2 separate regions of the Homo sapiens genome follow, and region 1 is linked to region 2. Evidence: chromatin loops called from intact Hi-C (ENCODE). Cell type or tissue: endothelial cell of umbilical vein. All regions are shown on one strand. Links, peaks and the distances in the headings refer to the core of each region. The heading gives the core; the rest is flanking DNA. Region 1 overlaps CCDC50 (coiled-coil domain containing 50). Region 2 has its middle 180 kb from the start of FGF12-AS1.

Region 1 (5,390 bases), core at 327-5,326, 720 kb after region 2:
TTGCTTACTTCCAGGCTAAAAGACCTTGGGCAAGTACTTAATTTCTTTGAACCTCAGGTTCCTCATCTGTAAAATAAGGATAAATGTTGTGAGGACTAAATTAGATAAGGTATGTGAAGGGCGAAAGAAAGCATCTGCTACTCACTAAGCAGCAGCTCAATAAATAGAGCCTATTATTGGCCTCATTAAAGTTAATAAATTCTTATAATTAGTTATTTTCTATTAGGTATTGCTTCTAGTGAGGTCCCACTAAGTCACTGATTAACATAGATCTAGTCACTTGTCTAGTACAGAATCTGTGCTGCAATTTACAGTGAGTACTTGCTCTTAGGAATCTGCAGAAATGATCCCAGTGCAGGCTAAGCTGGGAGGATCACTTGAGGCCAGGAGTTCAAGATCAGCCTGGGCAATATAGTGAGACCCTCACTCTACCAAAAAAAAAAAAATTAATTAGCTGGGCCTGTAGTCCTAGCTACTCAGGAGGCTGAGGCAGAAGGATCACTTGAGCCCAGGAGCTTGAGGCCACAGTGAGCTATGACTGCACCACTGCACGCCAGCCTGGACAACAGAGTGAAACCCTGTCTCTAGAAGAAAAAGAAATAGAATCTGAAGCAATGTTTCCTGGCAAGGAATAACAATATAATCAATAGTTTACTGCACGTCTAAAGCTCTTTCTAACCTCATATGTCCGCCTGAGGGAGAATATGTTTCCTATACACATTGTAGGCCTGAGTTAAGGGGAAATCAGAATGTCTAAAATGTTTAATAAGCTCCGCCACTCCAAACTTTTTCAGCTGAATGTCCAAGATTAGAAAGTAAAGTAGAATTCTATGTGAAGATTATGTAATTATAGTTTACTGAGACAGAAGAATCATCAAATTATCACCATCAAGAAGGGTATGAAGGAAAACTGTTGAGTAGAAGTGTAGCCAGCCAAAATCTAACCAACATATTAACATGCAGATTAAAACTTTTTGGCATAGCTAAAACTAAATGTAGTTTCCTAATTCTGTATTTTGAGTTGCTGTAGTAAAAGCTTTCTGCTAAATCTCCATGACACTTTAGCATCTGAAATGTAATAAATATAGATTTACTTGCCCAATTTACAGAAATATAAGGACTTTATGATAGTATATAAGGCGCAAGCAAATTATAGTATAAAGAGCCCTCTTAATTACAGATACCTGTCAGAATTTTAGTCTTGGCTCTGTCAGCAGCTTGTCAAGTGAATGAACTTTGACAAGTCACCTTCCAAATCAGAGCCTCATGTCCTGACCTGTGAGGAGACAGATTAAATTACCTCTTAAGAATCTATCCAACTTAAAAATAAGGTAGAATGAAATGTAGTTGATTTAGTGTAAGTGATAGACATTTGTCTTTTGGATACAAGTATTATACATCATGTAAAAATGTAATAACTGAAGCCTATTCATCTAGGGTAATTGCCATGCTAACTTTCACCTACACCAAATATTGCTTTCTTCATTGCTGCTGCTGATTTCACTATTTCTAGCATCCAAGATAACAACAATCTGCTTATATCCAACTGTATAGTATCTTTCACCACAAGTACATTTTAACCTTTTGTTCAACCTGGTGCCTTTTAAAAAGGTGAGCTTTTCCTGTTTCAACTAATAGTTCTCACAGAGTCTTCAGTATCAGAGTAAATGGAGACCATGTTATCAGTCACTAACTGTCCAGTGAATACAAATGTGGACTGTAACATTTACTAAAAGGTTTTCCTGGGGCCAGATGATCAGAGTACAGCCTGGGAAAGTCAACACTTTCCATATTCAGAAAGCTTCTTGAAGATCACCAAATTTTTTATGTTCATCTGCAACGCGTTCTAAATGCCCTAGATTTCTCTATGATTGCTACTGAAATTGGCTTCAGTACAACCTACAGTTTGCTTGGTTATCATGTAATACCCTCTGCAGAGGAAATGAAAGAAAATCAGGGGCAGCCTGTATCTAGGAACAGGAAGACAAGATTCTGTCCAAATCCTTTTCTGCTATAAAGGAATCACTTGCCTCACTTTTTTTATATAGAGTCAAAATTATTTAGATGGTTTAGAAAATTTTATATCATAACTCCCTTGAAGGATACATTTGTTTTTCGTAGCACTGCATATTTTTAACCAGTGTTAACTTCTAATACACCATATGAACCTGAAAGAGACCATTCTAAAATAAGTACAAATTGAACATATCATCCCCAAAGCAAAAAGGCTTCAGCTCATTCTTTTGCTCATGCTCTCTCCTCTTTTCAATATAAACCATGACAAGTTTGCAATCTGTATATTCATTGTTTCCAACCCAAAACTTTCAGATTCTTCACAACTGTCTCCCCTTATATCAAGAATTTTAAAAATACATGCTATGTTTGACTTGTTTAAACTGTGTAAGAGCCTTCCCCCCTTTATCTAAAAATAAATTTAAAAGAGAAAATAGCACACATAAAAATTCTGATGGAACCCAATACTATCTAAGAAACTAACTGAATACTCTAGTAACAGCAACAAAATGACCATATCACTTTACTGGAACGTGTACAAAAATTACCAGCATCTTATATAATTAAAATTAATCCTTAAACAAGTAAGACTGTTGCCTCCAAAGGAGACCACTCTGACTTCAGGTGTTGTCAATCACAACACCAATCAACTTCTTATAGAAATTTGAGAGCTGGAACAACTCATACAACAAAAAGTAAAAGTAAAATGATCTTTCAAAGATTAGCTCTATGGAGCTTCAATGGGGAAACTATAAAAAGAAGGAATGATTTGTGGATCCACCAAAGACCAATTTGAAATAATGAAGTCTGACCAGAGAATGCTGGGAAAACAACAGAAGCAAACATGTTAACTTAGAATCCAGCAATCACTGACAGAATTGAAAATATTTTCTAGGAAAAGCCAGAAAGTGATCTATAAATGCAGACATTGAGAGTGAATAGCCCTTTCCAAAAGAGCTACCGGCCCAGATATTAAGGCAAACTCCAGATGTACAGATGGGAAGAACGTGGACCATTAAGTGAGCCCCTATCTTTCTCTTTCTTCTACGTCAGGACTCCCATCTAGACAAAAAGAGTCTTTCACAGTATTTGTCAACTCTTGTATTCGATATTTACACAGACCTTCATAATATAAAAGAAAAACCTAATATTTTCAAAGTATTTGGTGGGAAGATGCTACTCAAAAATTAGTGAATATAATACTTAAAGTCAATCATGGACTCCTCCATAGTCAATAAACAAAACAGAATTTGTTGCTGATGGGGAAGCGGTGAAGAGGGAAAGATATCCTTATAAGTCATTCATAGTTTTACTATATGCAGTTAAAACTCCTAAAGTTAATGGAAAATGACTAAGCCTTTATGACTCATTGGAAAAACAAAAGCCAAAAAAGTCCAGGGGAGACTCCCCTGGTATTTGGTCACTGAGGAGCTGTATCAGGACTGGAAATGCTCATCAGGCAAGATGAAAAATTTGGTGATAAATTAGCCTAGGTACCTCTGATACAAGTTTCTAAAAAGATGAAATGATACTTCATTCACACAAATATCTGTAATAAGTTTTAAACAGGACCAATAATATAAGCTAAAAAAAAAACGTAAGGAAACATTTTAAGGTGGTTAAATCTGTTGGATACTCATGAACTTCTGAAAGCCCCACAGACCCTTACTCAGAGCTGGCATACGGCATACTCTTACTTTACATAAGATTTCTACCTACATTTGATTTTGAAAGTCCCCAGAAATTTACCGGAGTGTAATTTTTTTTTCTTCTTAAAAAAAGAGGCTGGGTGCAGTGGCTAATGCTTGTAATCCCAGCACTTTGGGAGGCCGAGATGGGCGGATCACGAGGTCAGGAGTTTGAGACCAGCCGGGCCAACACAGTGAAACCCTGTCTCTACTAAAAATACAAAAATTAGCTGGGCATAGTGGCGGGCAACTGTAATCCCAGCTACTCGGGAGGCTGAGGCAGGAGAATCGCTCGAGCCTGGGCGTCAGAGCTAGACACCGTCTTAAAAAAAAAAGAGAGAGAGAAAGAAAAATGATTTAACTCTGTACTTTTTAAAGTCACTTCAAAAATTAAATAGGCTGTCATAAGAGTTCAATCAACAATAATTCCCAAGGGCATCATTATATTAAAGCAAAGTTATGAAAAACAGTGTTTATACCGATAACTGAACTGTCCAAAAAAGGTTAAATAACAAAGTTTTTTAAAAGTTTCATTGAAAATGGCTCCAAAACAAATCTTTTTTTTTTTTCTGTCTAGTATCAGGTCGCAAAAAATTTAAGCTTTGCCAATCACGTGGTCTCTGCTACAACTACTCATCTCTGCCTCTACAGTATGTAAGCAGACAAAGACAATATGTAAATGAATAAGTATGGCTATGTTCCAATAAAACTTTACTTACAGACACTGAAATTTGAATTTCATACAATTTTCACATCACAAAACATTATTTTTTTTGAATCATTAAACACTGTAAAAGCCATCCTGAGCTACCTTGCTATACAAAACAAGTGGCAGTAGTTTGCAGGTCCCTGCAACAAATTTGAATTACTAGAGAGGATTACTGCTCATTCTTTATCAGATAAATGAGCTGTCACTGCAAAAACTTAAGAAATTAGGAGAAGATCCTTGTATTGGGGTGGCCACAGTATACTCATTCTGTAATTTTCCAAATGTAATTGCATAAGTCTGAGTACATAGTCTGTATATAAAAACTACAGATTCCTGAAACCATCTCTAAGAGATTTAGCTAATATCAAGTAGGGCTAGGAAGGTGTTTGGATCCCCATATCATTCTGATATTGAACTAAGGTTTTTAAAAGCATGGACATGGGCAAACTGTGTATCTAGTAAGAACTGTATCCAGAATATGTAAAGAACTCCCAAATTCAATAATAAGAAAATAGTCGATTTTAAAATGAGCTAAAATTTAAAGCAAACACTTCAACAAACAATATAAGAATAGCAAATCAGCACAAGAAAAAAGGCACAACATCATGAGTCATTAGGGAAATACAAATTAAATCCACAATAAGATATCATGACACACTTGCTCAAATGGTTAAAATTAAAAAAAGTAAATGGGTCCTGAAAATATCAAATGCCAGCAAGGATGCAGAACAACTGGAGCTCACATACATTGCTGGTGGGAATACAAAATGGTACAGCCATTTTGAAAAACAGTTTGACAATTTTAACATGCACTCACCGTATAACCCAGAAAGTCCATTCGAGGGAAACAAAAACTTATGTTCAAATACACACACATACATTAAAAAAAAAAAAAACACTTGTACACAAATGTTTAGAGTGACTTTACTGTCACCCACCAAAACTGAAAACTCATATGTTCTTCAATTAGTGAATGGATA
Region 2 (5,390 bases), core at 198-5,197:
TATCTGAATAAATTTCTCTTTCATATCTTGTAGCTTATGTTTACTGGCAGGAAATTCCCAGAGTTTTTGTTTTTCCAAGGAAAGTATTTCTTCTTCATTCTTGTAAAATAATTTTGTCTAGTATAGAATTCTGGCTTAATAAGTTATTTTTTCTTTAACATTTTAAAGATGTCAATCTATTATTTTCTAGTTTGTATGATTTCTGAAAAAGAAGTCTACTTTTATTCTAATCTTTGTTCCTCATGTGTGATGTATGTTTTTCTTAGTCTACCTTCAAAATTTATGTATTTTGTTTTTTGGTTATTCAAACCTAACATGCCAGGATTGTGTGTGTGTGTGTGTGTGTGTGTGTGTGTGTGTGTGTGTGTGTGTCTGGTGTTCCTATTCCATTTGCTATCCCTCACAATGGATCTGTCTCTAGCAAGTTACTCGTTACTTCATGTATGCAAACCCGGAGGGGAGTGGAGGGCATTTTCTGTACTGAGTGCAACTCCTTCTTAGGCACACTGGGAGAATAGATGTGTGGCCTTCTCAGTGTTTCTGCCCCTCACCCTGCATAGTTCTGCATATAGCATGCATTTACTCCTCATTACAAACACATATGTTAATTATAACGCTTGTGAATAATGTCTTCTTAGCAGAAATCTCCATTTTATTTAGTATTGATCAGACACAAGACTCTGCCATTATAATTGTAAAAGTGGCAGACACATAGTAGGTGTTCAGCAAACAATGGTAATTTTCTTCTTGCCTCTGCTTAAAATGTTGGTATCTTAGGGAATGTTGTCAGGAGGGAATGAGTACGTGGGCAAAGAACAGATTTTCTTTTGTGCTAGTATTATTTTGAACCTAGACAGACTGTCCTTTTGCTTTGTTAATCTGGCAATTACTTCTTTGCAGAATCAGCAATTAACAAGGTCACTCTGACCTTCCTTGAGGCAAACTATTAAGTTAGAATGCCTACTGTGCTCTAGCTATTTGGCTGATGTGGTTTCTGGGGTTTGTGGGAATCCTGCCACATTTGTAAGATTATTCATGTTCTCTTTGCATTCAGGTACAAATAAACACAGAAGTAGCATATTTCACATGTATATTCTATAAACATTTGCTTCAAACAATAAGACACTTTTTTTCTGAATTGATGGCTTTTACAAAAGGCAGTGGATTTCAAAAAAGCTAATTTTTAAAAATTAACATTTCTAATAATGAAATCTCCAATGTCCACTTTTATTTTCTATGGCGTCCTGTTAAAATATAGAACATTTAGAAAATGATTTTAGTGACCCATATATTTTAAGATTTTTTTCTCTGTTGTTTGTTTATTGATCAGGTTGTCTTCCCTAGACTGATTAACACTGAAGATTAATAGACAGGAATATAATTACCCAATTAGAAACAGAGCCTTCCCGTGTGGCCAGCTAATTCTCATTTAACTGTTTCAGAATAGTTTATTCCAGTTATTAGATCGAGCAGTGGATATGTTCAGTGGAGACCTAGACAGACTTGATGGACATGAAAAACAAAAAAAAAGGAGAGATGGAAGGAAGATGAATCATACACATTCTTATATGAATTTTTAAGGATACATTGCATAAGGAAGTGTTCTTTTGAAAATTTATGGCTATTTTAAAATATTGAGGCACAACCTGGGGCAATATGAGCCCTGTGATTAAAGTAATCGAATGATGTCTATGCCTCCATTGCCAATAAAGTGCTCCTTTACCCTTTGGTGTGGCTGCTTCAAGGTCTTTCTTGAGCAAGACTTACTTCTTTATGTCAGATTTGTATTTGACTTCTCTGTTTTTTCACTTTGTTTTCAGGAGATTGCGTTTCTTATATTTCACCAAGGTAAGCTTTTTTTTAAAAAATGTGCTTTGATTACCCACCCTCCCAAATTCTTAAGTACATCCATCTAGTAACTATCACTTCTCTATAACCATTCCCTTCATCTCTATTGGTTGCTGCCTTGTAGCCTAGTAATATTCACATAATTTCCCTGTTCCTCTCAGAGTACCCCACGCATCCTTCCTTGTTACATTCCACCTATCAATATCTTCTTCTTGAGGGACTTTTTCCTTAGTTCAGCTAAGAGCCAGGTCCTTATCACACGCCACAAAAAATTAGCCTTGCAGACCATTTGAAAGGCGAGAATAATGGGATTTACTGGGAAAAAAGGATAAAAGGGAAACAGCGACTCTCCACAAAGCCAGAACCCCTGGTGGTGCGCTTCTCGCCTCGCAGTTTTAAAATCCCGGGTTCTACACAGGAAGAGGAAGGGCCAGGCTCCTCTCTGCTGGAAACGGTACGAACTTCCGTGGCTCCACCCCAGGGCGCACTCCTCCCAGTGCACCGGCGGGTTGCAGTTCTGCCAGGAAGCCCTTCCCACCCGGCTGTCTCATTGTCATTTGCGTATTTTTTCTATTTATGTCAAACTCAGCCTAACAGACTGCGTCTACTTCCTCACTACCTAGCCACTTTTTTCGCCTCAACATTTTTAAGCATTTACTCAGTTCAAAGAGCCACTAGTTCTACCAGATTTGTTATGACAAAAAATGATTCACAGACCCTTTTTCCTTATTTCCTCTTTTCCAGAGACAATCACTTTCAATTACTCTTTATGTACGTACGTTAGTATCTCTAAATAACATGGCTTGTTTTTTTTTTTTTTTTTGAGTCTGAGTTTTGCTCTGTAACCCAGACTGGAGTGCAGTGGTGCCATCTTGGCTCCCTGCAACCTCCATCTCCCAGGTTCAGGCGATTCTCCTGCCTCAGCCTTCTCGGTAGCTGGAATTACAGGCGCCCACCACCATGCCCGGCTAATTTCTGTATTTTAGCAGAGACGGGGATTTCACCATGTTGGCCAGGCTGATCTTGAACTCCTGACCTCAAGTGATCCACCAGCCTTGGCCTCCCAAAGTGTTGGGATTACAGGCGTGAGCCACTGCGCGTGGCCCACTATTTTCTTATTTCCCACTATATATATATATATATATGTATGTGTGTGTGTGTGTGTGTGTGTATGTATGTATATACATATGTGTGTATATGTATGTATATACATATATGTGTGTATATGTATGTGTGTGTGTGTGTGTGTGTGTGTGTGTGTGTGTATATATTTTTTTTTTTTTTTCAGATTTGGCACTATTGACTACCCACTATGACAGATGAGAATTTAGGTTCTTCCCACTCCACATCTCCAAAGATGTGTGCAAACTTCCATCTTATTCTTCCAAAAGATATTTATTATTATTTTGGTTAGAACAATATTCAGTCTTGGAAATTTTTCTTGAGTGAGCCCACTGCTTTTTCCCTCTGCTTTCTTCATCTTTTTGGATTACCTTTTTAAAGATGTTTTCAACTTTATCCTCTGAAAGTTATATTGAGTTTTACTCTTTTCCCTCAAGCTTTAAATTTTATAAGATATCTTTTTGTTTCATGAGTAGTTCTTTTCCATAATACCGAAAGTTGTTTAATGAATGGAATATAATATCTTATTTCTTTGAAAATATTAGTAATACTTTTAAAAAATATCTTTTCATTTGCATAGTCTCAACTTTCTGCAAGTTGTTTTCTTCTGTCTATGGCTTTGGACTCCCTCTTCCATGTTAGTGGCTTTCCATACTTACCTAGTGATCCTGGCTGTCTCTTCATATTTGAGAGTGTTGTGGGCTAAAAGGCTAACTAGAAACTCTGAGTAAGTGGATGAGTCTCACTGACGCATCATTTCACCGTGACAAGATTGGGCTAAGTCATCTGTTAGAGAAGACGTGAAGTCCAAATATTTAGGCTTTTATTTTATTGGAAGTCAGACTTCATAAGAACCTTCTGATCTGTAGTCTGGAGGGTCAAGGCCTAGCTGCTGATATTTTGTGAGTGGGAAAAGAAGGCTGAGAGATCAGCATTTTATATGCATCAATTTCTTTGGTCTCTCTGTTCGCATAAATGATACCAGCCCTAGACCATCCCTATAGTCCAATAGTCCAGAGACCCTCTGCTGTCAACTTGGTTAAGCTGAGAAATATGTTTTCTAGACTCTCTTTTCCTGTATTCTTCTATGTTAGAGTGGCCAAAAAATAAAAAAAAAACTTTAATAAGATTCAGAAGAAAGAAGTGAAGCATCACTCAATACACTGTGAAGCTCTTTTCATGGTCAAATAGGTCAGACACACAATAAGGGTTTGTCAGGTTCCCACTTGTCCTCCCTCTCCTGAACTTCACATTCAGTGTTTCTTGCAAAGTGTTTGCCATGCTGACAACAGGGGCCTCAGGCCCACAGTTAGATGCTTTGCTGAAGATCTATAGGCATAAGAGCTACCTAGAAGCAATAGTACCCCCTAGACCTTTCCGTGAGCTTCCTCTCTGCAGCCCCAATTCACTGTTGGACATGTGTGGCTTCTTGGATTGAATGGGTGGTTATTTCTCTGATTCTCCAGTGTCTTCTACAACTATGTAAATTCTAGTTGCCATGACACACACCTAATTACATAACACTCATAGTCACCCTGCTTCTCTGTCTGAACCTTGATAGATTCTCAGCTTTAATCTCTTCAGAGGATAAACCTGCCATCATCTGCTCAGACGTGTGCTAAAACAGAAGAGGTCTTTGCAAGAAATTTTAGAAAGAGTTGGTTTCCTAGGTGGAACTCATGTGATTAGAAAGGAGATCACTTCTCTAAACACACACACACACACACACACACACACACACACACACACACACACCCCACTCCACTTCACCAAATACTCCCAGAGTTATCTAGTGCTATTGGTTCCTCAAGTCGGTTCCTAGCTTTTCCCATTGCAGTCTTAGGGTATGGCTTTCTCTCTGCTGCTACATCAGTTATCTTTATTCCATCTATGTTCTAGCATTCAAAATTTTTAGTTTATTGATTTCCCTGCTCCTAATCCCCCCATATTTGTAGATTTATGCCTTAAATATTACTTGATATTTCAGTGGGATTTCAGTTTTATTGGGATTTCACCAGGAAGTAAACTCAGAAAAATTTAGTTAATTTACCATATTTCCTGAATCACCCCATTTTCTTTCAAAATTTATGGCCTGGCTACTGGCTGTCAACCCTACTGCTGTTCCTTTTTTATGAATAACCTAATTGTCACATCAAAGGGCCTGCTTTTTGAGTCCTTGTTGTCCTTATTTTTCCTTCAGTATTTGACAATACTGACCTTCCTTCTCCTGTATTTCCTCTTCTCCCTCCTTCTTTCCCTCTCTGTCTCTCCCTCCCTCTCTCCTTTTTTCCTTGTATACTGTCTCTACTATCACTAACATTTCTGGAGTATTCATTTTATGCCAGCTTTTCTGTTAGGCATCACCTTTCCTCTTCAGAGGATGCCAGAAACTTAAACCAAAAGACTGGGTAGCAGAAAAA

The links. Peaks named below come from ENCODE experiments on the same cell type or tissue, not always from the same donor. Only the 100,000 strongest peaks of a DNase experiment are listed, where the experiment ranks them.
Region 1: a loop joins it to region 2, with 3 times the contacts of the local background. A loop is called at or near these places in 1 of 110 quality-filtered maps.

What each region holds. Positions count from the first base shown.
Region 1 is chr3:191,336,049-191,341,438 of GRCh38, reverse strand. All of the region lies in intron 1 of CCDC50 (coiled-coil domain containing 50), which reads right to left. It also overlaps a transcript of UTS2B not described here. Among named protein-coding and RNA genes, the nearest start is that of UTS2B, 8.2 kb to the right of the region's middle. In endothelial cell of umbilical vein, for the core only: no CTCF peak of the experiment used is centred there; a DNase peak (open chromatin) is centred at 3,388; H3K27ac peaks cover 1,633 bases.
Region 2 is chr3:192,060,709-192,066,098 of GRCh38, reverse strand. No RefSeq gene overlaps it. Among named protein-coding and RNA genes, the nearest start is that of FGF12-AS1, 180 kb to the left of the region's middle. In endothelial cell of umbilical vein, for the core only: no CTCF peak of the experiment used is centred there; a DNase peak (open chromatin) is centred at 2,428; H3K4me3 peaks cover 647 bases; H3K27ac peaks cover 1,671 bases.